Linked DNA regions of Mus musculus: regions 1, 2, 3, 4, 5 and 7 are each linked to region 6. Evidence: chromatin loops called from intact Hi-C (ENCODE). Cell type or tissue: left cerebral cortex. All regions are shown on one strand.

Region 1 (4,000 bases), 74 kb before region 6:
AAGGTGGAGGGGCACTGAGGAGAAACATGGCTCCCTAAGTTGAGGCCTGCTCTGAAGCTATGGGGGGAGCAAGCTGTACCCAGAGACAGAGGTCGTAGGCAGTTCTGGACCCAAGCCAGGAGCAGGTGGTCATTAGAAGCCAGGCTCCTAGCCCATCCTCGAGAGGCCCTGCAGGAGCTCTGGCCCCTTTCTCTCTACCAGCTGTGCAGCCTGGCATGGAGCAGTGCCCGGGAGAGCCTGCTGCGCGTGCAGCTGCCCAGGGGACTGGCTGCGTGACTCATTCTCCCGCTTGCTAATCATTCCCCTGTCCTCTGCCTGGCTTCTTGCACAGCCTGCCTGCCCCTGGAGGAAAGCGTGCCCATCTGACACCTTACTCGCTTGTCCCTGGCTCTCCTGGCACATTCGTCTGCCCTTGCGGCTGCATCTGCTCTCTGCAATCTCTGTGCCCGGCCTGTCACCTGATGCTCTCGTCTTTCTTGCCTGCACTGTTCCACCCAGTTCCTTCAGGGTGAGTCTTGCTCCCAGCATGCAGGCTGTGCCAAATCAGGAAGCCTTCAATAGCCTCTCCAACCACCTCAGCACCTCAGATATGGGACAGGATACCTAACGTGGAAGCATCTTTGTGAGGAAAACAAGGGTGACAAGGACGGGCAGCCTCCTGTCTCTGACTAGAAGCTAGAACAGTCTAACCCAAGTTGGCAATGGGAGGCCCTAGGAGTATCAGATAAGTCCTGTGTTGGACCATGGAACCAGTCAGGTGAGAAGGAAGGAAAGGAGAAAGCCCCTTGGACTGACTTCTGGCAGATAGACCAGTGCCCAGCAAGGGCACGCCAAACCCTACTGGACTTTCACACAACCAGACATTTGATCAGCTTGGTCTCCAACCATTTCTAAGCTTTCCTGAGCCATGACAAGGAGGGGAAATTCTCACCTAAAACTGAAGCTATGAGAAAAGCCAACATGATTGTGTGCGTTTTTTCATAAATGTAACAGAGCCTGTCTTAGTACGGACAGAGTTTGGCTTTAGACACTGTGACTTGGACAGGCATAGGGGACCCTGCCCTTTGGAGGGGCTGAGAATGGTTTAATCCTCCACTGTGGCTGTCTTGAAAGTCTACAAGGAGCCCCACTTTAAAAAGTTTGCTCCAAGTTCTGTAAATTACATAGTGCATGTGGCCCAGAAACTTATATTGGTCAATAGGAAAGACTATGAACATATCTGCTATGGTTTTACTTTTTCCTTATTTCCAGTGCCTGAGGAAAGCAGAGAGCGAGCTTATTAGCAAAGTGCTTGGTGAGGATGGCCTCGTTCAGGTGACCTGACAAATCCCACATCCACACCAGTCACCATCCTGGGAAACCAAGCACCATCAAAGCTCTGTGGGTGCATTCAGACATATCCCTCAGGGGCAGACTCTGTCATCTATCTGATATCCATATTTCCACAGTGCTAGGGCTAGCAGCTGTGGCATGACCAGTTTACTTCTGGAAACGGAAACATTTCCCAGACTCCCTTGCAGCTAGATGTGCCCATGCAATAAAGTACTGGCTAACAGAATGTATGTGGTAATAACTACCACTGTCTGTCTAGGCTTTAAGCAGCTGATGTGTTCCTTTTCTTTGGGGTAGTAGTTTATTCTTGTCATTTATTTTACTTTTTAAATTTTATGTGTATGGGCTATAGCCTGCACGTACATCTGTGTACCGGTGTGTGGAGTGCCCATGAAAGCCAGAGATAGGCACTGGATCTCCTGGAACTGGAGCTACAGAAAGTTGTGAGCTGCCATGTTTGTTCACTGTAGTGACATTCTTTTGTTTGTTTGGTTGGTTGGGGTTTTTTTTGTTTTTGTTTTTCGAGACAGGGTTTCTCTGTGTAGCCCTGGCTGTCTTGGAACTCACTTTGTAGACCAGGCTGGCCTCGAACTCAGAAATCCGCCTGCCTCTGCCTCACAAGTGCTGGGATTAAAGGCATGCGCAACCACACCCGACCTGTAGTGACATCCTTAAGACTTCTGGCATTTGGGCTGGAGAGATGGCTCAGTGGTTAAGAGCACTGACTGTTCTACCAGAGATCAATTCCCAGCAACCACATGGTGCCTCACAACCATCTGTATTCGGATCTGATGCCCTCTTCTGGTGTGTCTGAGGACAGCAACAAAATCTTTTTTTTTTTTTTTTTTGAAAAAAGAAAAGAATTCTGGAATTTTGGATTCTTAAAAAAAAAAAAAACCCACAGAAATATAAGAAACTGTTCTCATAGCCAGGCATGGTGGCACACACCTTTAATCCCAGCACTTGAGAGGCAGAGGCAGGCAGATTTCTGAGTTCAAGGCCAGCCTGATCTACAAAGTGAGTTCCAGAACAGCCAGGGCTACACAGGGAAACCCTGTCTCGAAAAACAAAACAAAACAAAAAAAAAGTGTTTTCATTTTAATCCCAGATGTGGGATATACAGCCAGGGCTACACAGAGAAACCCTATTTCGAAAAACCAAAAAAAAAAAAAAGTTTTCATTTTAATCCCAGGTGTGGGATATGGGGCTGTTTCAGATTGTCCACAGCAGCTGACTGTAATTTGTGGGATATGGGGCTGCTTCAGACTGTCCACAGCAGCTGACTGTAATTTGCCTTGTGCTCTAGCAGAGGCATGTTTTTGCCAGCTGCAGATAGTTTCTGCGATTGTGTGACATTTGGAATTCTGGGGACGTTTTAGAGGGTATATAAGTGTGAGGGCCCCAAGAGGCAGGGTTGGTGGTCAGGGGTTGGCTGCAGTTTGTTAGTAGTTGTGATCTAAGAAGAAACAAAAGGAAAGACATTAGATTCAGGGACCTCTCTCTCTCTCTTCCTCTCTCTCTCTCTCTCTCTCTCTCTCTCTCTCTCTCTCTCCCTTCACAGGTGTGTGTGTGTGTGGGTGTTAAAGGGTGGGGAAAGAAGAACCCACAAAGTATCAAAGACCGGCTACAGTTCACCTCACTGTATGTTCCACAGCATACATTTACAAAAGGGATTCCTGGAACATAGCTGCTGGTTAAGGTCCTGTTCCCCCATCAGACAGGCAAGGCCAGTGTACTATATATACCGGGGAAGAACAAGAGGAAACAGATGAGTTCACTCACCTGTTTACAGTAAACACCTGAGCAGAGGATAACACTGGCTGGCTGCTATTGCTGGGTACCAAGAAATGGCATTAGGTACATTTTGTTGCTGTGACTCTAAAGACTGGACAAGAGAAGAGAGGTTGGGCTGGAGAGATGGCTCGGCAGTTAAGAGCACTGACTGCTCTTCCAGAGGTCCTGAGTTCAAATCCCAGCAACCACATGGTGACTCATGAGATCTGACACCCTCTTCTCGGGTGTCTGAAGACATCTACAGTGTTCTTACATATAATAAATCAATCAATCAATCAATCAATCAATCAATCAATCTTTTAACAAAAGAGAGAAGACAGGTTTATTCTGGCTCACAGTGTGATATGATATGATATGATATGATATGATCTATTACTGGAAAGATATAGCTTACACCTCAGCAGACCAGGAAGCATGATAAAGCTGTAAACCTCAGGGCCTATGCGGGGTCCTATCGCCTCAAGTTTTCTGTAGGCTTCCAAAATGGTGCCATCATCTGGAGACCAACTGGTTAGACACATGGAGTGCTGCAGTTTACATCCAAATCCTAACAGGTATGAAGAAGTGACATTTGGACAGGTATTTATTATTATTATTATTAAATATTTTCTTTATTTACATTTCAAATGTTATTCCCTTTCCTGGTTTCCCCTCAGAAAACCCCCTATTGTCTCCCCTTGCTCACCAACCCATCCACTCCCACTTTCTGGCCCTGGCATTCCCCTAAATTGAGGCATAGAACCTTCACAGGACCAAGGGCCTCTCCTCCCATTGATGACCGACTAGGCAATCCTCTGCTACATATGCATCTAGAGCCATGAGTCCCACCATGTGTTTTCTTTGGTTGGTGGTTTAGTCCCAGGGAGGTCTGGGG
Region 2 (4,000 bases), 130 kb after region 6:
GAGCACACAAGCCCCTGACAGAAGCAGGCCAGCTGGGTGCTGCCTGCCTCACGTGCACCGAGAATGACGGCAGGGCAGTGTCGGTGAGTAAACAGGATTTTCTTTTATAGTTCAGAAATGTAATGCATTTTAATTAAGACATATAACTGACGTCATGTAAAGTGAATAAGAAGGGCCTGAAACCATATACCTATTTAATATTAAATATGTATTTTAAAATCTCTGTAGAACCAGATCTTCTAGCTGAGTGTAGGGAAATAAAGAGTGCAGAAAACTGCCCCCAAGCTGCATCTACTGTGGATCTCTTACACTGTGCAATTAAAATGGGGCATAATTTTTTTAATTAAAATTATCTGCTGTATCAAAAATAATTTCTGGTGTATTTCAGAATTGTAATTTCCCTTCCAAGAAGATGCATGTTAGCAGAGCCAACTCCTGAACTGAGGTAAGACAGCCTCTTCCTGTCATAGGCCAAAAACCCTGGCTTTGGGTTCTCCTACTTCACACCAGTCAAATCCATCTTAGAAAACAGATGTTTTACATCTTCTTTAATTCTGGCCCCAATATTTAAATTTTATATTGATTGGTTTTGGACACAGATTGAAAAATGACGATTCTTGGTGAGGGCAACGAATTCAGTGGCCAGTCAGACATCTCTGCAGAATATTAGCTTCTAAAAGGGATATGCGTGAAATATGGTTGTTAATTAAAAGAAAGCAGACTGCAATGGGTGGCCAATGGAGAACACTAAGGTCAGGTCATGAACACTCACCTACGAATATTCATGAAAACATTATGAAGAGAGCTATTATTACTCCGACTCAGGTATGGACTGAATAAGAAGACTGGGCATCAGATAAAAAGACCACAAAGACCACAGTCCAACAAAACCAGAAGCTTGGGCTGTGGCTGTCCCCACATTCTACACTAAGGCTCCTTTAAGGGTGGAAGTTGATTAGCCGCAGGGGTGTCTGCCAGGCTCACCTGACCCCCAAAGCCCGCCACACATGGCCACTGTAGAAGCAACGGCCAGCTGACATCAGCTGATAGATGACTACAGGGTCCCATCTTTTCTCCAAGGCCATCGATAGCGGTACTCACTTTTTTTAATCTCTTCTAGCTTCTCAATGTATTTGGTCATGCTGTTACCTAGAAAGAGAAGGCAAATCTTAGCTATGCTTTACTGTTGGGAACTGAGTACCACTGTGAAATCAGGCTGAGAGTAAGCACCCTGTCGGCTCCTCTGGCCTGTTACTAGAGAACTTGGGAGAACCGGCAAATGAGCCGTGTGTGTGTGTGTGTGTGTGTGTGTGTGTGTGTGTGTGTGTGTTCAACAGCCTTTCAGGTTAGGTGGCGACAGCTAGGGAAAGGGAACCCGTGAAGTGCTCCCCTTTGCTGTGCACCTCCTTAACCTCCTCAGCCTCAGGCAAAATAGATGATCCCACACTCCCTTGTGTTTCCTTTTTAGAGTCAGTGGTGTTCTTCCTCCTTCTACCCCCACAGTCTTCTGTGCTTAGATATACAGAGGAAGACAAGAAAGAAGCAATCATCTTTGAAAGTGTAAAATCTGCCTCTGTGGCTGCCCAAGCAACTCTTTCCACTCCACTCTGTCTCTGTGGCTTCCCCTCCCCTTCCCCCATGGTGTTTCACTATTCATGCTGATGCTGCAGCCTGAACTAGACCACACAATCTGGGCACTAGCGCTCATCATGGGCTTGGCGTGCCGAGGTTCCCACTGCCGTGGAGCACACCCAACCCTCATGTTTTATGGTCTGGTTCTACGGCACTCAGCACTGGCCAAGGTGGTCTGGAGCAGTTTCATGCTTTAAAACTGATCATTCTGGTTTCCAAATGAATTAAATTCTAGCTTTCAAGCCATAGCTGTTATTATTATTGTTATTTGAACTGAATGTGCTGCAATTTGATTTGATTTAACATGGCAAGCTCCATCTTGCACCTAAATATGGTAAATGAAAAACACTCAAAATAATTTTCATTTCTACAGCGTTGCCTCTCTTTAAACCTTGAGTCTCAGCCTAACTTCTGATCAAAGTAATGCTTTTAATAAATGACATAAACTCACACTGCAAAGCACTATTCTGAATTTTTCTTCATGTTTGGGTCAGAAACTGAGAGAAAAAATCCTGTCTTAAACCCCCCCAAATGTATTTTCGAAATTATACCATACTTACTTTGTTATTAAAATTTTACCATGGATTCATCACAGAATAAAAATCCACAAATTTAGGCTTTTGTTTATGATTACTGTCATCATTATTTTAGCCTGTTTTTATCTTAGGACACACTCTCTATTATGATAGTAAGGATGCAGTGTACTCCTAAACTCAGATGGTGTCTTTCTGGAAGCTTGCAAGCAATTGGGGCTGCTTAGGAGGCCTAACGCCTTCTCAAGAGAGAGCCTGAGTATGTTTCAGAAGATGCTGCCAAGCTACTAAGAACCAGGCAAAAACTAAGTAAATCTGTTTTAGGAGCTTTGGGTTTTTCTTTCTTGGGTCAAAGCTCTCTTCCTACTTTTGAGGGGGGAGGATATACAAAGGAACAGAAAGAAAAAGCCAATATTTCTTAAATGTCTAAAATAAGCCTTTTGACCAAAGAGCTGACCCAGGAATCCCACAGCAGAAACCATCAACTCTTCCTGGATCCCCACCCCTCTTCCTACCGCAGCTCTGAACTCAAGTGTGGACTTGCCAGTCAACACAATGAGGTTCTGAAGAAAAAGCCAATTAGTTTGCTGTTCTGCGTCTTACAGTCTTATCCTTAAAACACTCGACACAAGAACCCTACTGACAGGTCCTTCCTGTCTCCTTCACCGTGTGTGGTTGAAGTGGCCGTGCCTTTAGGTTTGGGGGAGCTTTAGGCAATCTAGGAAGAAAGCTTGGAGAAAAAAAAAAGCCTCATCAATTTGCCCAGCAATGCAGCAACTTAGCAATTATTCAAGGATTAGTGTTCCCAACCTCCTGGTTTCTTGTATGGTTCATAGACCCACCTGGCTCTTCTACTGGTGTTTTATTGTAACTGGTAGTGAAGACTGAACCCCAGGCATCCTGCATGCAAGGAAAGGACTCTACCTTAAGCTATGGCCACGGTTCTCCTGTGGTTTTAAAAGCATTGTAACTGTGGGAAGTGTTCCTTCTTTGATCACAGGACCATCTGATGCTACAAACTCCCTGAGGAATGGAAAACAACAGCCAGCCTCATTGATTTTATCTTTTATTAAAATACTGTAGTTACAACTAATACTGTTTCTACTAACAAACTATCTTAACTTTATTTTTATATGTGTGTGTATGTTTTTTAAAATTCTACTGTGCTGGGGATTGAACCCATGGCCATATATGTACTAAGTGAATGCTCTACCATTAAGCTATGTGCCTGTTCCTGAAAGTTAATTTCTTCACTATCAACACTTCCTGTGGGTTTGCACAACACTGCATCCTATATCAGCAGACCCCCACTGGGACTCTCAGAAGCAAGGGCTCCCCCACTCCCCCATCATTTCTTTTTCCTACTGAAGGAAAAAGGCAGGAAATAAAAAACCTCTCGTATTTCACAAATACCTGGGGAAATTATGAACAAATCTAAAAGAGGTAGTAACAAAGTAACAAAGGCTCTTTTCTTTCCAGCCTTTCGCTCCTCTCCAGGTATGGAGAAGACAGTGGAGAGTTTCCACAGGGCTTCAGTTGGAGAGAGGAGACACTGAGGACTGCCCCCAGGCCCTGTGACCGACTCAGTAAGTATGAACAGTGGCACTTTATCACCCGTTTGCTAGTAGTGTGTCACGTAAGTGCTTTGTCTTACTACATCTAATTGCAACAAAATTACTGGAAACAGAGGAACTTCATAGGTCATTTATTTACAAACATGTCTTTTATACCAGAGGAGCCTGAAAAGCTATCAGAGAACTAATCTTTTAAGACTTTAAAAAATCAAGTATTATTGCCAAATTTTCCTAAATAAGACTAATTAAAAAGCCAAACAA
Region 3 (4,000 bases), 180 kb after region 6:
GTGTTGATGGCCAAGAGCTGATCCTTCCACCTGTGTGTGTGTGTGTGTGTGTGTGTGTTTGTCTGTATAATACAATACACCTCTTACAATCTGCAGAATGACATAATTTAAATTAACTTAGCACGATTAATATATAAAAATATTAACAGTAATTCAGTTCAGTATGGTTTGTATTTCACTCTCAGAGATGTGAAGACAATCAAACTCTCTGAACAATGTGGCCTCTCACAAAGGCAGTTTTTGGAGTCTATGTGGAAGTATAAAAAGGGAGGCTAGCTAACAGACATGGTTCCTGGGAAAGGTCTATCTGTCTTATTTCTCTCCCATCCCCTCTCTTTCTTCCTGCTGTTAAGAAGTTCTTGTGGAACTCCAGTTGTTTGATTGAACCTCTGAACTCGGGGACCTCTGGGCTCCATCCCTCTCTCTCAGCTGAAAGCCAGCTTGCTAGAGCTGGTTGTTCTTAGATGAACTTCCTCTGACCCCAGCAACAAATCTGCCTCTCCAAGAACACCAGATTCCTACTTCTACCAAGAGACACTCATCCAGACCCCAGACCAGGGCAGGCTCCCATACTTTTCAGGCTACCCAGGAGCGCGGCTGCTCCCAGGGCTGCATGCGCAGCCTCCAAGCCTTCATGCATGGGCATTGGCTCTCCCAACCCAGCCACAGGTCAGTTCGGTCCTCACGGACCTAATCTATCCACTTGGAATAGTTGCCTGGCTTCTTCTTCTGCCAAAGTGTCTGGCGGGGGATGGGGGAGGGTGGCAGGGGTGGGGGGGAACATTCCTAATTCCCAGCCTTTATTCTTTAAAATGGCAAGTTGCAAATGTTTCTATCAAAATCTTCTAACAGCCGAGGAGAGGCCTGAATTTGCATGAAGAGGGGAGTGAAAAGCAATTTTAAGGGATTATTGTAAGCATGAAATTTGCATTTGATCTTAAAATTCATGTAATGCTTGTATTTGACTTCATAATGAATTCCTATTTGTATTAATATAAATGTGCTTCAGGTGATTTACCATCAAGCAAAATAGGTCTGACCTTTGGAAGTACAATAGTTTTACCCCGGAGCTTTGGGGGCAAGTGGCCCAAGAAAGGAGCCCACTGGTGGCCCACCTGCCTGGTGGCCCAGGGGTCCTTCATTTACCCAGCTTCCCTCAGTGGTCCTTTCTAAAGCCTTCCAGCTCCGTTTCATTTCTTCCTCTTCCTGGAGATCACCTTCTGTTTCAGCCAGGAGGGAGAAGAGGAGCCCTCAGGCGACATCTTCCTTTACTCTTTTCTACCCCACCTCCAAGAGTGCTGGTACATCTGGTCAGAGGCCACCCCCTCCCCCTTCTTGCTGGGTTCTTAGAGAGCCACCAAAGGTGACACCCATAGGCCCCATTCTAAAGACTGAAAAGAAAACAACAGCTTATTTTTCAATTCGGAAAGTAGTACCTTTCTACTATCCCTTCTCTGCTTTGAGGGCAAGCTTGCGCGCCTGAGCCTGGCCATCAGAACCATGTTCTGGGAAGGCCATGTATCCAAGCTGGGACATGAAGAGTTGGTCCAGGACTTTTGTTCTGTCTCTCTCTGGGGTTGCCGAGCTCTGTCATACATACTAAACACTGCAACTGCCCCCAAAGGAAACCAACACAAAGCAAACGGTAGCCAATCGACAAGATGACTATCCATGATGGGTTGCATCCAAGCGCTGGCCTGAGTCCATTTCAGCTCCTGTAAAGTATAAAATATGGCAGGTCCTTCCTTTTCCTGTTTCCTTTTCAGCAACCCAAAGACTGAGAGAGAAGACTTTTTATGAAAAGGTAGAAATTATAGGATTAAAGGGTGCAATAGAATTAAAAAAAATATTTCTATGTTCTAGTTAAGAAAACTTTGCCTAACCATAGCCCACTGAGATTTTTCTTCTAGAGCCCTTGTGGCTCTTATATTTAGCTCCATGACTCATTCCAAGTATATTTTAATGTCACCCATGATTCATCTTAAATTAAAGGTGTGTAAATGACGTAAAGGTTCCAAGCTTTTTATTTTATTTTTTATGTTTTGTGCATACATACCCATTCCTTCAAGTTGGTGCGTCCATTATCCCTTATCCTGGCTCTCTCTGGTAATCAAATGATCTTACCTATGTAAAGTGATTTCTAGACTCTTTACTGTGACATTGTCCTGTGTGTTTGTTTTTACACCAACATTAGCTTTGCAAGGTTCCGACAATGACAGTGACTCTTAAAATGGGAACCTGATCAAAATATATTGTGTGAAAAAAATTAATAAAAATAAATTTCAAAATGGATGGCTGATGTCCTCTGATTTTATCCTTCATTGTATGATTTTGATTGTCTTTATCCTTTTCATTTCTTGTTTGATTTAGTTATTTGCTTGTTTGTTTGTTTGTGAGACTGGGTCTTCATAGCCTAGGTTGGCTTGAAACTCACTATGTAGCCCAGGCAGGACTCAAATTTATAACCCCCTTGCCTTAGCTTCCGGGGTGCTGGGACTACAAGTATATGGACTATTGGTCCTTTGCTCTTCACATAAACTTGAATCTGTTTGCTATTTTTCTAACACTTGAAATTCTTGTGATTTTATTCAATCCATATACACGTCAACTTGAGGACAACAGATGACTGATCCTTCAACAAATCGACTCTTCCAGTCCAGGTGCTGGATGCACCTGGATGCACTTCCCCTACTCACATCATTGATTTTCCTTTAGGGTACCACTTGCTTAGTATAGTTAATTTATCCATAAACATTTCATATTTGTGGATGTTACTATAAATGATATTTTTGAAGTACAACTTTTGATTGCTCCTCGTTGTTAAAAGGACATATAGCATTGATTTTCTTTATTAACCTTGTATTTCACAAACTCAACAGACTGATAGTTTCTGGTACTTTCTGTGTTGATTCTTGGGGCTTTTCAGTGTCACATGTATCAGTGGAGACATTCAACCTCCTCTTTCCAATAGCTATGGGGTTCTTGTTGTTCATTTGTGTTTTTTTCCTTTTTGTTACCTCGTTTCACTGGCTAAGGCTCCAGAATGATAGGGGAGGGAAGGATGTAAAAGCCTTGTTCATCTGTCAGGAGGAAAAGCCTTGGCACTGGCCTTTGAGGCTTTGTTGGATTTCAGAGGGTCCTGTTGCTGCTTTGATGATAGATTTTAATCAAGAGTGGAGTTTGAATTTTGCCAAATGCTTTTCTAAATCTATTCAGATGACTCTTCACTTTCAATCTTTTAATGTGGTGAATTATATTAATTGACTTCTGAATATTAAAATGATTTTTGGCATTTCCGTAACAAACTCCATTTAGTTATAATGTGGCATCCATTTTATATATTGCTAGGTTCACTTTGCCAAAAACTGTATTAAGGATTTCTGCAAATGGGCTTGGTGGATCCAGCAGTGCAGTGTGTCACTTTCTTGCTTTGCCTTTACCTTTGCTTTGCCTTACTAGCTCTGGCCTCACAAAACAAGCTGGAGAGTGGCCTTTTCTGGCTCTAGGAGACTGGAAAAATAGGGGTTACTTCTTCAGGAGGTATTTGGAAGGACACAATTGAGGTCACTGGGATTTCTTTGCAGGAAGGATTCGAACCCTGAGTCTAGTTCATTGAGTAGATACCCCCAGCCTCCCTCCTCAGTGAGCTTGGTTATTTGGATTAAAGGAATGAATTTCATTGATGTTATTAGATATATTGACATAACATTTCTTTTTTATTTAAGGATTCTTTCTAATTTCCTTCTGGATACTGGTAATTCTCCCCATACCCTTTGCTTTCTAGAGGTTTTTAATTGCATTGATCTTTTTAAGGAATTAGCTTTCATTTTCAGTGATTTTTTTTTCTAAAACAATATTGTTTTTCTGTTTTATTAATTCTGCTCTCTACATTTCCTTTCTTCTGTTGACTTTGTGTTTGCTCTGTTCTTGCTAGGGTTTCTCTAGGGAGAAAATGGTAGTGTTTATTTGAAACACATCATTATCCAAATAATTCATTCAT
Region 4 (4,000 bases), 85 kb before region 6:
TTAATTAGAGATAAAAAGAATAGTGTCTAAAACAAACAAACAAACAAACAAACAAACAAACAAACAAACAAAGGCATCAGTGTCTAGACTACTTAGTCCAGTAGTGTTGAGACTGACGTGGAGGCTGGGGATATAGCTAGGTGGCAGCAAACCTGCCTAGCCTGTGACATTCGAGGGAGGCCTGGGCTGAACTGCTGGCATCTCCCTCTCCTTACAAAACAGAAACCAAACAACTTGTCTTTCTAGATAGTGTGAAAATAGCTTTTCTCACTAAGTCTGTAGTTGGAATGATTCAAAGGATACAACTGTGAAGTTCCCCACTCGTTCACACGCAGCCTGACTGGTATCTGGGAACCTTTAAGAGCCAGCTCTAGAGAGGAACAAATGAAGGGGGAGAAGGTTTGGGGAAAAAAGCAATCTGTTGTTCTAAGTGTCTTATTGTGTTGCGGGAAATGTGTTCCTTGCTATCTTGTCCCTTTATAACATCAAGCAAGAGTATTATTGTACCTCTTTTTCTTCTCCATAGTTGGGTGAAAAGAGGTGGGCGGGGGTGGACCTTATTCCCAGGAGACCCTGCAGATTAGCCATATTCTGATTCACCAAGGTTGGGACAGCCCAGCCTGACACACAGAAATGAGGTCTCTCGGCTCGGCTCAGGCAGCAGCCAGGCAGGCGGGAAGGGCCTGTCCAGTTTGGCTCCTCAGCCCAGCTCTAGGGTTGGTGAAGAGAGGACACAGACAGCGGCACACGCTGGCCACTTACTATTCTTGGCACTCAACACCAAGCCAGGATCCTCACAGCGGTTGCATCTGTGAAATACATCAAGTGTCAGTGTGTGTCACCTCAGAAGGGACGGGCAGATCAGTTCATCTTTTATGAACCATCTCACTAAAGCTACCAAGAGTCTGGGCCTCAGAAGGTTCTAAGACTGCAAGGCCCACTTTCTCTCCCTGCAGGGTAGCAGAGCCATATCTGCCACGTGCTGCAGTCAGGCGTCACTCTGTCCACTTTCTGCTTAGCTAATTTGTGCTGGAGCCGGCGTGGTGGTGCACCCTCGTTTTTTCATCCCAGCATTTCGGCGGAGGCAGGTGGACCTGTGAGTTTGAGGCTAGCCTGGTCTATATACACTGAGTTTCAGGCCAACCAGGGCTTCTTAAAACAAAATCAGAAACCAAACAAAAACATTGTGTTGGGATGCGGGAGGATAAGCCAAGGGCCACCAAAGTGTTCTTGCCAAGGGAGTTACCAGCTCTCCCAATGCCAGAGGAAGGGTCTCCTTGGTAAGAACTCTCACTGCACCGATAAAGGACCAGACCCTTCCCCAGGTGGGCGGGGCTCCGCGGAGCCGCAGTGCAGCACGATGAAGCCTGTGCCTGGGACGGGAAGCTGCTCTGGAAGCGAGCGCCAAGTCCCCCAGGTGCCACCGCCAGTCACTTGTCCCGGCAAAGCTCCCAGTGTCCACATAGATGCGGAGCCAGGTCAGGATTTTTCGAATGTAAAATGGCCTCGTGCTTCGCGGAGAAGCTGCCCAGGGTGGGTTCTCTGCCGCCCCCTGGCGAGCAGCGCTGGTCCTGGTCGTGGGCACCGCGACTAGCAGCGGCCGGTGCCCACGCTAACTGTGCATCTAGTGGGTACGCAACCGGCTGGGATGCCACCGGGGCACAACCTTGTATTCAGGCTGATAGCACCCGGAGGCAGGGCTTCTACCCAGCAAACCGGTTAGAGGAATCAGGTACTGAGAATAGAGTACTTTAGCTCAAGGCTCAGAGGAGCACAAAGAGCTAGAAAGCTTTTCAGGGACAGCACCCACCACCTCCTGGTGGCTTCTGGAAGGGGAGGAAGCCTACGAAAGAAACCAGAAAAACTGCAGGAGACTTGGAAAGTTAGGGCGAGGAGAGGCGGTGCTCAGAAGGCACTGATATATAATCGCGCTCCAAGGCAGTTAGTTGGGAAATTTTAAGTTCGAGGCTACGACAATGATCTTTTTGGTAAATAGGGTGAGGCCACTTTGGCCAGGGCACTCAAGAGTACATATACAGAGCAAGGCCTGGCCTTCAGCTCCCATCTCTTTATCCTGGGGTGGGGAGCCAACCTGAGCACAGCAGTCACCCTGGGGCAGCACCTCCAGAGGATGCACTGGAGGCCAAACTCTGGCCTTGAGGGAGACAGGTCCACTTGGAATTAGGACGGGGTACCACGGGTGTAGGACCTTCTCCACTAAAGCTTCGCAGGATGAGGATCCTCCCTCCCTCCCTGCCTTCCACAGCCCAGTGTGGCAAGAGGGGCCTAGGGCTGCGGGGGAGAGAACCACTCCAAACCGGAATGATCTGGTTTAAGGCAAGCTGATTCTCCCTCCGCTCTCCCCCGCCCTCCCTTCTCCTCCTGCGACAGGCTGCTTTTTGTCGCAGTCCCCTGACCAAGGTAAACAGGAGGGAGGAAAGAAAGCTCTGTTTCCATGGCAACCTAGAGGGCGGTCGATTTGGCTCTCTCGGAAGTGCTTGTATGAAGGGGAAAAGAGGCCTCACTGGAAAAGCAACAGGGAGGAAAGATCCTAGCCGCGTTCCTGATGGGGGTTATTCTGGAAGGTGATGTGGGCCTGGAGTAGGAGAGGTGAGGGGCCTGGCACCCTCAAGTGAGGTGGCAGATGGAGCCCGGGACCTGGATACTCCAGGGGCTGGATTCACACCAGAAATGCCACCATCAACCTGGGAAGTATCAAACAGGTGCCAGAGCTCTCCGGGCACATGCTTAAACCCTCACGCCTTGCTAGCCCAGTCCAGAAAAGCTTCCATGGCCGCTCGCTCTGCTAAGCCACGGGGATAAGCCCGGCTCAGTCACCAGGATGAGACTCAGGGCCAAAGACAGGTTCTGTCTGAAAGACTCCCCACCCAGTTCTTGGAGAGTGAGCTAAGAGAGCGCTCCTCCCCTGAGAGTAAGGCTCCAGCATCCTTTCTCCTCCAGACTGGCCCAGCTCCTGTGTGGCACCATGAGAAGAACAGAGTAACCCCAGCATGGGTTGATGGGTGTGGGTCACCATCTCCTGAAGGAGGAGGACTGTCCTGTCACTCTTCAGAGGTCAGCTGAAGTCCTCACTAACCAGATAATTACCACACACTGAGACTTTTCTGAGGAGCACCCTGAGAGGGCCAGTAGCCTCTCAGGGTTCCTATCAGCGTCCTCATAAACTCCTTCTGTCCCGGCTTGGGGAAGATAAGGCAGCTTGCCTTGTCTTTAGCTATCATCTGAATAGCCCGGCCAGGAGAAAAAAGACAGAAGCTATGGGTTGGTCTTCTTCTGACCCCAGGGACGCAGCAGTAGAGACAGGGACTATGTGGAATCTGTATGAGGTATCTTGGTTTCCTCAGGCCACACGGTGACTCCTGGCAGTGAGGCTTCCAAGATTTGGAAATCCCAGCTCCGGAGCCTTTCCCTGGAGCCAGTGGAAGCACCTGATCTGTCGGGGGGGGGGGGGCTGGGGGGGGGGGAGATACCTTTCAGACCAGAACAAGGCAACAGATGGACGCGTTTTCCTTGTAAGATGCCCAGAAAGGCCACATCTCAGCTCTTTCCATGGCGTGGGGATTCCAAAGCTACCTGACCTTGGTGTCTTGCCACGATGCTCCCTTTAGTCCAGCCATGGTGCCGCTCCTTGGATGATGAAGTGTGTTGTTGGGGGCCTTGGCACCAGTGGCTCGCTCTTCCTCCTGCGTTTCTGTGGGTCTGTCCTCCATCTCCGGTTCTCTATTCAAATATCATCTCAGTGAGGAAGAGTCAAAGCTAGGGTCCCACTAGGAAGACTCCAAGGCCTTTGCCCTGACCCTTCTACCGGCTCTGTCCCCTTCCCATCTCCCCCATGGTCATAGAGTTTACTGCCTGTTTGTTCCACCATCAGGAGGACAGGAGCTGACTCTATCTTGTTCATTCCATAGTCCTTAGAGCCTGGAACAAAGTAGGTGTTCAATAAACACTTTCAGCTAGCTGGATAGCTAGGGGCCTGGGT
Region 5 (4,000 bases), 140 kb before region 6:
GATGCCTGAAAGATTTTCTTATTGAAATTTTCACTTGTGTTTCTATGATTACTCTAATATCGAACAGTTTTCGGTATTTGCTAATCGGGTTTAAAGCTGTTTGCTCTTGACGTGGCTTTTGCAGGGGAAGGGTCCCGGCAGTGCCACCGTGAGACAAAACAAATGATGAAAGCCAGGAGTTTTTTAGATTTCATCTGACTCCTCCCCCTGCCCCCACCTCCCGTGAGCCCTTTGTGTGTGGCAACAGTCCGCAGACCGGGGCTCAGTTTGCAGAACTGCAGACAGATGTACCAACACCAAGTACATGCATTGTGTACCTATGATGTTTCTAAATGCAGTGCTTATGGGACAGAATTCCGGAGTATCGACCATGCTGAGGCAGCGACCCTGCTTGGGAGTCTCCTCTGGCGTAGCCTCCCCGCTCGGTCTTCGACTATCTGGTCTGAGCCCCCAGCATCCCGGAGAAGCGGGCGAGCTCCGGGAATCGATGCGCTCTCTGAGCGTCTGCTTACGCCTTTTCTCCCCCCATCTCTTTTAGCTATAGCTATGGTTACCACGTCTCTCCCCGCCTCCCTCCACCTGCCAAGAAAGAGACTGCCCATTGGTCCACTGTCACCAAGGCGGCCAGCCATTGGTTGCTGGAGAGCCCGGCGCTACCCCGGCCCCCGTCTCCCGGGTCTCTTGAGGAGCCCGGGAAGGAGGCTCGGCTCGCGCTGCCGGGGCAGGGGCTTGCCGGGACCGGGCTGCGGCAATCGTTAGCGGGCCATGTCGGCTGCCCAGGGCTGGGACCGGAACCGCCGGCGGGGAGGAGGCGCGGCCGGCGGGGCCAGCGGGGTTAGCGGGGCCGGCGCGGCCGGCGGGGGTCGGGGCACCGGACAGCTCAACCGATTCGTGCAGCTCTCGGGACGGCCGCACCTGCCAGGTGAGTGGTGGGGCCGCTGCCGGCGAGAAGGTGGCGGTCGCCGGGCTCTGCTGCCCCTCGGACACACAGCCGAGGGAGGACAGGGAAGCAGAGCAGCAGGAAGGTGGCGTTGAGGTCAGGAGGGGAACCGGAGCACGCCGAAGAGAAGTCTCGCTGTGTCGACAGCTCGGGGAGGAGAGTTGTATTTTCCTCCCGACCGAGAGGCCGCTGTCTCTTTGACATTCCCAAATGTTTCGCTTGCCCGGTTCTTAATCTTTTCCTCTTCCGCGGATGGATGTTGTGAAAGAAAGACATTGGTGTTTAACTGTGGAAAATTATTTCAAAAGGAGTGCCAAATTAAGGAGAGGAGAGCAATATAGAAGTGATTTTGTTTGAAAGGAAAAAAAAAAAGCCAACCAACTGTGTCAGAGTTGGATATTTTGAAATGGAATGAGCATGTGAAAGTGTGTGTGTGTATGTATGTATGTGTGTGTGTGTTGGCTAGGGAGTATATGGGAAAGAAAATAAAAAAGATTAAGGGAAATGGTTGAATCAGTAATATTTGGGGATGTACAGAGACAGAATGGGTAATGGTGACTAGATTTTAAAAGGGGGAAATGAAGATCATGAATATAAAGAAACGAAAGGATGTGATCCCGGTATCAAAACTGAAAATTGGAAAAATATACCTACTGCTAAAAATTTCATGGTCTTTGAGTTCACATGTTTTAAAAAAAACAAAACAAAGTCATGTAGGTATGTGTGTAAACAGTTGTAAAAAGCGTACGTTTACAAATTTTCAGTCTGTTAAAAGGTAGAGAATTAAATCATGCACAGAATGCTAAATCATTTTATTGGGCAGTCGTGTTTTTTTTTTTTTTTCACCGTGAAGAGAATTGTCAGGAATGATGTACTAGACCTTCGCCATGTTTTTTTGTGTATGTGTGACTAGTGTTAAGTTGATTGTATCAGTGGTATATTTGTTTAGATGTTTTGAGAACCTGATTGTTTCTGAATTGTGTTTACTATTGTGACTTGTTCTTCTAGGTGGTAAAAAAAATCAGTTGATTAATTTAAAGATAACAAAGGGGATTTTACTTATTCAGAGAGATAATTACTAATATTTGTGATATGGTTTTTGATGTGTGCCAGAAATGTTCATTAACCCATTTGTTCATGCCATTAAAATAAAATTGAGACATTTGTAAATAATCAAATATACCATAAATTGGATTTGAATAAACAGTATCAGACTGGTATTCTGGAATTGCTAAATATGTGATGTTTAACAAGAAAAAAGGAGACATTTTTTTTTGTTATCATCAGTTAACAACAAAACCCTAGGTTTTCTGCATTACTAAGCCTAGAAGATAAATCCCTTGGCAAGGACTATTCCCAGTTTGCTCTCTGCCTGCAATCTTTTAAGTCTTTGGTCATAGATTAATTATTACACCATGAACTTCATGTGGGCATTCTCAGGGTCCTGCAACATACTGGTGCAGTTCCTCTCTGCTACCACATGAGGGCAGGGTAAGCCATGATTTCAAATAAGGGTCTGAAGTATGGCGCTATTTCTGCATTCCCTTAGCACAGGAGGACAAGAACAGCCATTTGTCCAGAGGTGAAGATAAAACGTGCTTAAACTGTGAAAATTGGAGAAGTGGAGTTGTCAGTCTTCGTTCTGCTTCCTTTCTTCCAGGCTGGCATTCAGCTCCTTCTTCCCACACAGGCGGTCTCCATCTTTCCCTCGTTCTCAAAATTAGAAAATTCCCAATAGCTCAATAATATATGTTGATATAAATAATAAATTCTTTCATACTAATCCTTTGTTCTCCTAGGTACTGCATATTATAGCTCTTTACTCTATTTTGAAGTAATTCAGACTATTTTAAGTGGTAGTGAGGAATAGGAAGGAATGTGTAGGTCTGTTTTATGGCTGACGCTAGAGACCTATCTTTTCTTCCTCTTTTTTTTTCTTTTTGATTTTGTGTTTGTTTTTGTTTGTTTGGTTATTAATTTTTCATCTCTTTTGACTTCTATCCCTATTTTCCAATTCACCCTTCTTTACTAAGGCTTCCACATACTTGAAGAACCTTTTTTCTTCTTTCTAACATTTCTGTCTTGTGTCCAGTCCCTGTGAAACAAAGCAGTATAATATGGTGGTGTTCCTGGAGTGTCCTCATTGTCTTTCAGGGATAGTATCTTTTGAGAAAATGTAAAAGACAAAAATCTTACTATATAGCATGTAGACCAGCGTGGCTTCAAACTCAAAGGTATCTTCCAGGCTCTACTTCCTGTGCACTGGGGTTAAAGGCCTGTGCCTGGCTTTGGTGGTAGGACCTTTATCCATCTACTTATGGGAATCTGAAAGCTGGGTCTCCTTAAGCTCCCCACCAACTTCAGTTATAGTTAGCTACCTAGTCTTGTTCATTTTGTTTCCATTGTAACTAATTCTGTCACTGTCCTTTAGGGTCACTGCAGTAGCTTTCTAAGCAGACTTCCTACGTCTGCTAGAGCCTCCCATTCATATATCACTGATCTTTGAAAATACAAATCTTTTATTATCTCTGCTTATAGCCTTTTTCTTTTACCTTTTTTGTTTTTAACATAGGGTCTAACCTTGTCCAGGCTGGCCTTGAACCTTTCACCCTTCTGTGTCAGCTTCTAGAGTAGTGGCATACAGGCACATGACACTGTACCTAACCTTTCTTGCTGCTTCATTGCTCTCACAGTAAGGCTGAGACCCTTATCGTGTCCTAGATGGCCCTACACCAAGTGCCTTCTCGCCTTGGGTTGTCCTCCATTTTGTTCTGTGTTCTCTGCTTTGCTTCCCTCAGCACAGGAAGTCACTGCACACGGGCGTCTCTCCTGGAGGAACCCGTGTGCTTCCTCCTCTTATTTAACTTACCTTTCCTGGATCTCAGTTGTATTTTTTTCCATAAGAGCCTTCTTTCACCTTTCTGACAGCCCTTCTCCCTGTATCACTCATTTTTCCTAAGGTATATATAGCATTTGTGTAGGAATATTGTTGGGAAAGACGTACTCTATGTGTGTGTGTGTATGTGTGTGTGTATATATATATATATATATATATATGTT
Region 6 (4,000 bases):
GCAACCAGAAAACTTCATGTGTCCCCAGATGTGGCTCTAACTCCTCTTACGAGCACTAAATTAATTACTCTCCCTGCCCTCTTTCTTCCTTTTTTTTCCTCTCTGAAAAGCAGGAACAGACAAGTCTTAGAAGCCAGTGCTTTATGAGCAGCAGGTGTTGTTTGACAAATACTCATTAGCTCACGGAAAGGGAACTTTAACGGCAAGCAAGCTTCCTGCTAGGAGCAGGTACACCTCTTCATTATTATTTAGATAACATTTCCTTGGAGGAAATCAAGCTGTTTGATCACCTCCTCATTCCGGGGATGTGGGTCAGGGCAGGATTTATTAGTTTCTGGCTTGTGAACGGGATTATTGACTGCTGCATTCACGTCCCTGCAGAGGCTGACCGGAGCACAAAACAACAGGAAATGGTGAACAGCTTTGGCTTCTAAGGTCCTGTCTGTGGTTAATCTATTTCAGAGATCAAGTTCTTGAGGTGATCCCGAATGATGAAGAGCAAATTAAGACTCTGCTGCAACTGGAGGCCGAAGAGCACCTTGAGGTATTGGTCATCCCATCAGCATTTTCTCTCTTCAGTAAATAAAGTCGGCGCGATTGGCAGCTACTTCGGGTCTGTAGTTTGACTCCTTGGAGGTAATGTGGGATGCCGACTCCTAGAACCTGGACTTTAGCTCCAACTCTACAGCCCCGAGCAAATGGCCTTCTTTCCCGGTGATTCATTTTCACAATCAGAAAACTGAGGAAAAATATATCATTCTTCATATCTCGCAGGACTACTGCAAGACTTGAGTGGGTGGGGGGAGGAGGATGGAAACTGTGAAAGCTGAACACCTTTAACTCATTATTTCCCCCTTAAAATTATTTATGGCATTAATACCCCATGATGAAATGAATTGGACCTCTTGAGTGCCAGATTGATTTTATTTTTTTAAGACCTCCCATAACTTAAATTCATCTCTTTCTCTGCCAATTTTAATATCTGGTCATGGTGTGTGTATGTGTGTGTGTGCTGAAAACAACATATTTGCTGACCCTTGGGTACACAGAATCTCTTGTTGCTGTATCCCAGTGGTTCTGGAATGATTCTGGTTTTGTAGACTCAAAATCAACTAGGCAGCCAGTTGCATTATTGAAATCCATCAGTACACAGCTATCTGTTTCTCCCAGAGTGATTCCATCATTTTTTTTTTTGGCTTGAATCTTTATTCCTTTCAGCTTGATTTTTGGAAATCCCCCAGCGTCCCCAGGCAGACAGTCCATGTCCGAGTTCCTTTTGCCAGCATCCAGGACGTCAAAGTTTTCCTGGAGTCCCAGGGGATTACTTATTCCATCATGATCGAAGATGTTCAAGTAAGTTTCCAGAAGGCAGCCTTGCAGAGAGGCCTGCTGGTCCTCCTCCTGCTCTGCCAGGAAAGGGACCTGTGGGTTCCACACGGGTCTTCAGTCCGTGAGGATGCCTATACAGGGTGGCAGGGAGGCACATTTCATGCAAATGGAGGGAGACCAATCAATCAGTGATTCAATTAGTTTTTTAATGAGAGGTTAACTCCTAAAGGCAGGCTGAGCCACAAGATGGTTGGAAGGCCCTCTAAGCACTGTCATCCCCGGCCTGCAGCTGCTACCTGACCCCAGCCCATGCATAACCCATGCCTTCTCAGAGTACTACGGAATAAGAGGTATCTGACCCAGAGCCTATGGATGAGATGTAGACACAGTGAGAATAGCTCGGTCCGGGGGACCAAGCCTCAGCACTTGATTCACCCCACCAGACTGGATTCATTGCTGGTGCATTGCAGGCAATGCAAACCATAGAGTTGTTTCACCTTAGGTTCTGTTGGATCAAGAGCGTGAAGAGATGCTGTTCAACCAGCAAAGAGAGCGTGGCACTAACTTCAACTTTGGGGCCTACCATACCCTGGAAGAGGTAGGCATTTCAAAATGGAAGATCAGAGAAACCAGCCGCTCTTTTCTCTGAGGACAACGCTACTTCCTCGGGGTGGGTGTGGGGTGATTGGATAACCTAGATATTATTCTCCTTCTGTTTCCTAGCTTCCTAAAGTCTCCCTCAGATTTCGTAGTCAGTGCCTGCTTAATGCAGGAACCGAAGTCTGCTTGTCCATCCCAACAGCCACTCGGTTATTTTGGAGGTGTCAGGAATGTTTTAAGTGAGGCCACAAATAGCTCTTTCACACTCTTCCCACAACACTCCTGTGCCGAGTTTTAAGCTGCACAGGCTACAGAGTCACTCAAGAGTGATGATTACCGGTGGTCTTGGATGTGTCAGGGGACCACTCTGAATCACCTGACTCCCACGCGAGGGTCTGTGTGTTTGTTGGGGGCTCCAAAGTGCACACTGATCTAAGGTCACACAGTAGCAGAAATTCTAGTTTCTGCCTTTCTGGGTCTCACTCTCCTCTCTAACAGGGCTGTGTGGGGCTCTGGAGGTTCAAGGAGTACACAGCACTTCCTAGTGTGACACAGCCTTTTCAGGGAAGCCAGTATAGATCTATTTATCCGCACTGTCCAATTGGCAGTGATCATGGGAGTTAAGAGGTGAAGAGAAGAATAGGAAAGACTAAGGCAATAAGCCAACAAATGAAGTTTAAAATGTATTAATTTTTTGCCATAATTTATTTAGTGGTAAAAGCTATTTAAAATGATTGGGGTGGGGTGGGGTGGGGTGCAGATATGACTTGAACGGATTTGTTTCACTGCCAGAAATACCAGCAGGATTAAGCATGGGGTAATACCACCTGGTAATATATATATTATATATATTTATATGTGTCTTGTTACCTTCCTAAAATTCTCCCACTTAAGAAAAAAGTGTCTTAGTTTGGCTAGAAGAAGAGTGTGAAAGAATACATATATATAAAGCATGCTCTCTCTCACTTGCCGATCTAACAAATAGGTGTTTGTGGCAGCAAACGCTGGCAACAGCTGGATACTGTTTCAGGTCTGTCTCTGTAAAGGTGGGGAAGCCTTGAGATGTGGGGAATGCTCAGAATTTCAATGAGCCTTAAAAATTGGGGTCGGAGTAGCCAGTGACTGGAGGATGTCCCCATTGTCTCAGGGCCTGCACTAGCACATTTTGTATTTTGTAGCACAAGTCTGCCACATCTCTTTTAGTGTCACTACGGTTTGCTGGTTAAGGTGAAAGACTTCCCTGCTGGACATGGTCTAGGGGGGACAAAGTCACAGGCAAATCAGACAAGTGCCATTTTACTTTGCACAGAACTGGAAAGAACCGGCTGTGTTGGGGCAAGATGGCTTCTCTTTTTCAGAGTGACTCATCATCCCCGTGACGGCTTCCTGCCGTCCCCAGCCAGGCTGCGGAGAGACTGGGAACGCACGGGCGACAAGACCCTAATAGCTGCATTCGCCCAGTCACTCAATTACAGATGCCTGTTTATCATTTGAACCTTTCAGATTTACCAAGAAATGGATAACCTCGTGGCTGAGAACCCTGGTCTAGTGAGCAAAGTGAATATCGGTTCATCTTTTGAAAATCGGCCCATGAATGTGCTCAAGGTATAAAGGGAGCAGTGACTTTTGTTTTCCCTCTCATGATGCTTCTAGAATCCCGCTCCTCCCAGCTGCGCTTGCAGAGCAAGTTCCCCCCCACCCCCCACCCCTTTTTTCTCTCGCTCTTTTTTTTTTTCCTTCTCTTTTTTCCTTCCTAACCAGTCTTTGCTGGTTTTGAGCATCTCCACCACCACCCGCCCCCTTCCTTTTTCTTTTTCTTTTTTTTTTTTCCCCTCTTTTTCCTGCACGCTGACGCAGGTCTGCAGGAGAGAATTAATGTGTCCTGATAGATGCGTTCGTGAGGAGCCAGGCCGAGCGCGCCAATTGGAGCCGAGCTGGAGAGGCGGCGGGCGGGGGGGGGGGGGGGAGGGGCGGGCGAGCACTGGGGATATTAATCAAAGTGGGAGTTCTTTGCGGATTTTTTTTTTCTTCTCTCTTTCCTTGTAAAAGCCAGCTTAAAAACAAACAAGAA
Region 7 (4,000 bases), 150 kb after region 6:
TTGTAATCCTAGCACTCATCAGGCTGAGGCTGAGGCTGAGGCAGAGGCTGAGGCTGGAGGACTACAGTGAGCTCCAGTGTGAGACCCAATCTCAAAAAAGAAAAAAAAACCCACAAAGACATTTTACTGAAGAGGTTCTCTAGATGACAGATAATCACATGACAAGATTGCCAGCCTTTGTGTCCATTAGAGACTACAAACTAAGACCATAATGAGGGTTGGCGAGACAACTCAGTAGGTAAAGGCACTCACCACCAAACCTGGCAACATACATGGTAGAAAAACCAACTCTCACAAGTTGTCTTCTTACCTTCCCCCCCAACCCCCCCCCGCCGTTTTTAATCCCACAATGAAATAACATGGTTTATCTACATTGACAATATCAGATGTTACCAACATTTTGCAAAATCTAAAATTCTCATACACTATTAATAGGAATGAAAAGTGGTACAGCCTCTCTGGAAAAAAAATCACACAACATTTTCTATGAAAACTAAACATATGCTTACCATATAACTTAGCCACTGTACTCCTGGGTACCTATCTATCTTACAGAAATGAAGATTACTGTCCACACAAAAGCTGAAATCTCTATTTCTAATAGACTATTTCTAATAGACTGAAAGCAATCAAAATGTTTTACACTGACTGGATGAGTTAATGAGTGAACAAACCAGTCTATTCAGACTACAGAGTACTGGTCTACCCACACTACGAGTACTAGTCAACAACTAAGAAGTCAACTGCATGCATCACCCTGAGGTGTCTCAAGGACACTATCCTGAGTAGAAAGAGAAAGCTATCCGAAAAGGTCGTACACTGGATGACTCTGTTCCTATAGCATTCTTAAGGTGGCAATACAGAAACAGAAAACATATTTGTGGTTGCCAAGGATGAGAGCAGTAAGAGAGGAAAACGGGTGTGATTGGGAAAGGTGCCATGAGGGAGCTATTGTGGTAATGAAGTAACAGTAGCTCTGTGCATATGCACACAGGTGGTGAGATAGCCTACAACTATACACAAGTTGTACAAGCTTTAATACTCTAGTTCTGATGGTGTACTACACTGTGGAAAGCTGACTAAAGGGAACAAGAGACCTATGTACTATTTTAACACCTTTCTGCAAATCTATAAAAATAACGCCTTTAAAAAAGGAACATCAGAGGGAAAAAATAGCTCTTAAAAATGAAAATGATGGGGGTCTGGGAGACATCTCAGAAGAATGATGGCTGGGCAAGCATGAGGATCTAACCTCGGTTCCCAGAACTCATGTGAAAAGGCTGGGGTGATATCCCAGTGCTAAAAAGACAGAGATAGATGGTTCTGAGACGTATGGTCAGCCAGCCTAGCCCGACTGAATTCCAAGCTAGTGAGAAACTCTGTCTCAAAAACAAACAAGCAAACAAACACAACCCAGGGTCAACAGCATCTGCGGGGAGTACCCAAGGTTGCTGACCTACATATACACAAATACCCATATATGTGGATCCTGCACATATACCCACACACATAAAACTCACACACATATACATACATACACTTACACAAATACCTATATACATGGATTCTGCACATGTACCCTCACACATATATACATATACTCACACACACATATAGGCTCTCTCTCTCTCACACACACACAAACACAGCAGAAACTACAATCAATACAAGAATTAGAAAATACAGTGTGTGCTCCCTCCTTCTCTCCCTCCCTGTTTTTCAAGGCAGGGCCTTGGCTGTCCTGGAACTCACTCTAGATCAGGCTGCGATAAAAGGTGTAAGCCACCATCACCCAACATAAACTTAAATTTCTTAAAGCAGAAAGACAAAAATAGGAGATAGAAGTGGAAAAAAATCAGAACCAGTTTATATGGGTATAATATCAAAATGCTGAACCCGAGAAAGAGGGTGGAGGAAATGAAGTCAACTGTAAAATAACTCAAGAAAAAATTTACAGACTAGAAAGATATAAGGTTCTGGTGTTTATCAAAGTGAATGAGAACAGGCCATAACAAGGAATCCTTTGTGAAATGTTCTAACACAGGGAACAAAATGAAGCTTCCTGAAAGGAACAACAAGTCACAAAGCAACAGGATGGCTTTGGATTTTTCTACAGACACACTGGCTGCTGGGTCACAGCACAATGTTTTCAAGATGTTGTTTTCCAACCATGAAATCTATCTTCAGCCACACACTCAGGGGAAAAAAAAGAAGAATAAGAATGTAGAATGGAGACAGTTTTAGATAGGATATTTTGGGTACAAAAACACATATGCATTCTTTCTCAAGAATTCCTGGAAGTGGCCCTCCACTCAAAGAAGGCAGTAAAGACAGCAAGTGTTTACATCCTTCCTCTTCTGACGGACTCTTTGTCCTATATTTCCGGCTTCCTTCAGGAGAGCCCATGAATGGTCCCAGCTGGGGATGGAAGTCATCTGCCTTGATGCCCTCTCTCAAGGGCGATCATGCTTGATGGTGGGTTTTACACCTAATAGTTCTCTTTCATTCTGCCCCGACTTCCTAGCATCAGTTCAGACATATGGCAACATAACCACCTCATCAATGTCTCCGCTCCTCGACACAGCCTGTCCAACTCCATCCACCACAGTGTGGCTATGATGGTGCCTAAAATGCAAGTCTGAGCACATGACTAAAACTCCTTAGAAGCTTCTTGCGTGCTGACCAGTAGGCAGGATAATGGTATTCCCAATCTTGAACTACCCAGCCCACCCCATCACAGGCATCTAATATTGATATTATTTTAGTTGACAAAACATAATTTATTTCTAGGAAAAAAAGGTTGACATGCACACACTGTGCAATTATTAAGTTAGTAAATATCGTCATTACCTCCCTTGTTGTGAGGAGAGGTTTGGAATGTTCTCTTGGCTAATCTGAGATGTACATTAAATTTATATTTTAGTCACCCTGCTGTGTCATCTCCTGTGCCATCTCAAAAGTTTAGTTCTCCTAACAAACTTTCTACCCTGCGACCAGCATCTCTTTGTCCCAGACGCTATATCCCTAACTTCTGGTGACCATTATTCTAATTTCTACTTCACTGAGTTGGACTTTAGACTCCAAATGTAAGTGACACTGTGTAATATTTACACATCACTATCAAGGTTTAGTAGTGGCGGCACATGCCTTTAAATTCCAGTATCTATGAGGCAGAGGCAGGTGGATCTCTTTAAGTTTGAGGCCAGCCTAGTCCACATAGTGAGTTCCAGGACAGCTGGAGCTACATAGTGAGACTGTCTCAGAGACAACCAACCAACCAAACAACAACAACAAAAAACAACCAAACAAACAAAAAACCCCACCAAAATAACAGACATTACTATCATGGCACTCCAATACACATGCCACAGTTTCCGACACCAGGCATTCAACAAGAAATCCAAGACCTACAACTGGTGTTTGCTATGAAGGTGCAGAAGGCCCCTCTCAAATTGCCTTTTGTTCTGTAGACTCCTACTGGGACTTGGTCGGAGTTGAAGCTCTCCTTGGCTTTACACAGGCTGTTCTAGCAAGCTCTTCACCTGACTCACGAGTGGCCTTGATGGGTTGGGGCCTTTTCAGCTCAAGAACGCCCCTCCTTCTCTCAGCTTGAGTGCTGTCTTTCCTCCTCCATCTCTCTCCCGAAGCTCACCAATTTCCATCACTAGACTGAACTCTACTGTAGAGACTCTGTCGTTCTCTTTGTAGGTCTGGTTACTTGTTTGGTAAGGGTCAAATAACACTGGGTGACATTAAACTGCTACAAATGCACAAGGGCACTGAGGGTAAAGGAGAACAAAGGGCCCTATTTTGCTCCCTTTGCAAGGGCGGCTTGGCCTGGGGTACCCCAACTCAGAAGTGATGGGCCCCTTCACCTCCTTCCATGTTTTGGGGGTCTTTGATTTTTACTTTGTTTGCAGGTGTCACTCCTAGACTGTAAACTCTTTGAGGGCAGGGGCTGTGTCTTTATGTACTTGGCTCCTCCAAGCCTCGAACGTCG

What was found. A loop is a pair of places that touch in the nucleus more often than their neighbours do. Peaks named below come from ENCODE experiments on the same cell type or tissue, not always from the same donor. Only the 100,000 strongest peaks of a DNase experiment are listed, where the experiment ranks them.
Region 1: a loop joins it to region 6, with 2.2 times the contacts of the local background. A loop is called at or near these places in 6 of 42 quality-filtered maps.
Region 2: a loop joins it to region 6, with 1.8 times the contacts of the local background. A loop is called at or near these places in 3 of 42 quality-filtered maps.
Region 3: a loop joins it to region 6, with 2.1 times the contacts of the local background. A loop is called at or near these places in 6 of 42 quality-filtered maps.
Region 4: it touches region 6 in a loop (2.7-fold over the local background); 6 of 42 quality-filtered maps call a loop at or near these places.
Region 5: a loop joins it to region 6, with 3 times the contacts of the local background. A loop is called at or near these places in 2 of 42 quality-filtered maps.
Region 7: it touches region 6 in a loop (2.4-fold over the local background); 5 of 42 quality-filtered maps call a loop at or near these places.

Annotation. Positions count from the first base shown.
Region 1 is chr6:30,469,306-30,473,305 of GRCm38, forward strand. No RefSeq gene overlaps it. Among named protein-coding and RNA genes, the nearest start is that of 1700012C14Rik, 10 kb to the left of the region's middle. In left cerebral cortex, a CTCF peak has its summit at 2,127 (motif pointing left); a DNase peak (open chromatin) is centred at 250.
Region 2 is chr6:30,670,222-30,674,221 of GRCm38, forward strand. Cep41 (centrosomal protein 41) reads right to left here. Exons shown (of 11, transcript NM_031998.3): 3 at 1,102-1,149. It overlaps Gm13782 (a long non-coding RNA gene), which reads left to right. Exons shown (of 5, transcript XR_377397.3): 1 at 1-83; 2 at 389-445; 3 at 3,645-3,751. Among named protein-coding and RNA genes, the nearest start is that of Gm13782, 4.7 kb to the left of the region's middle. In left cerebral cortex, no CTCF peak of the experiment used is centred here; a DNase peak (open chromatin) is centred at 1,608.
Region 3 is chr6:30,722,978-30,726,977 of GRCm38, forward strand. No RefSeq gene overlaps it. Among named protein-coding and RNA genes, the nearest start is that of Mest, 13 kb to the right of the region's middle. In left cerebral cortex, no CTCF peak of the experiment used is centred here; DNase peaks (open chromatin) are centred at 1,729 and 1,917.
Region 4 is chr6:30,458,520-30,462,519 of GRCm38, forward strand. It overlaps 1700012C14Rik (RIKEN cDNA 1700012C14 gene), which reads left to right and starts at 2,466. Exons shown (of 2, transcript NR_131049.1): 1 at 2,466-2,610. In left cerebral cortex, CTCF peaks have their summits at 155, 1,553 (motif pointing left) and 1,752; DNase peaks (open chromatin) are centred at 319, 717, 940, 1,588 and 1 more place; H3K4me3 peaks cover 766 bases; H3K27ac peaks cover 3,233 bases.
Region 5 is chr6:30,401,229-30,405,228 of GRCm38, forward strand. It overlaps Klhdc10 (kelch domain containing 10), which reads left to right and starts at 627. Exons shown (of 10, transcript NM_029742.3): 1 at 627-922. The coding sequence starts at 766. In left cerebral cortex, a CTCF peak has its summit at 2,410 (motif pointing right); DNase peaks (open chromatin) are centred at 554 and 2,436; H3K4me3 peaks cover 3,389 bases; H3K27ac peaks cover 2,488 bases.
Region 6 is chr6:30,543,673-30,547,672 of GRCm38, forward strand. Cpa2 (carboxypeptidase A2, pancreatic) reads left to right here. Exons shown (of 11, transcript NM_001024698.3): 2 at 463-544; 3 at 1,219-1,353; 4 at 1,832-1,927; 5 at 3,433-3,534. Among named protein-coding and RNA genes, the nearest start is that of Cpa2, 4.0 kb to the left of the region's middle. In left cerebral cortex, no CTCF peak of the experiment used is centred here; DNase peaks (open chromatin) are centred at 2,162, 2,997, 3,353 and 3,787; H3K27ac peaks cover 2,146 bases.
Region 7 is chr6:30,689,411-30,693,410 of GRCm38, forward strand. The region is part of intron 1 of Cep41 (centrosomal protein 41); the gene reads right to left. Among named protein-coding and RNA genes, the nearest start is that of Cep41, 2.3 kb to the right of the region's middle. In left cerebral cortex, no CTCF peak of the experiment used is centred here; DNase peaks (open chromatin) are centred at 2,393 and 3,619; H3K4me3 peaks cover 499 bases; H3K27ac peaks cover 394 bases.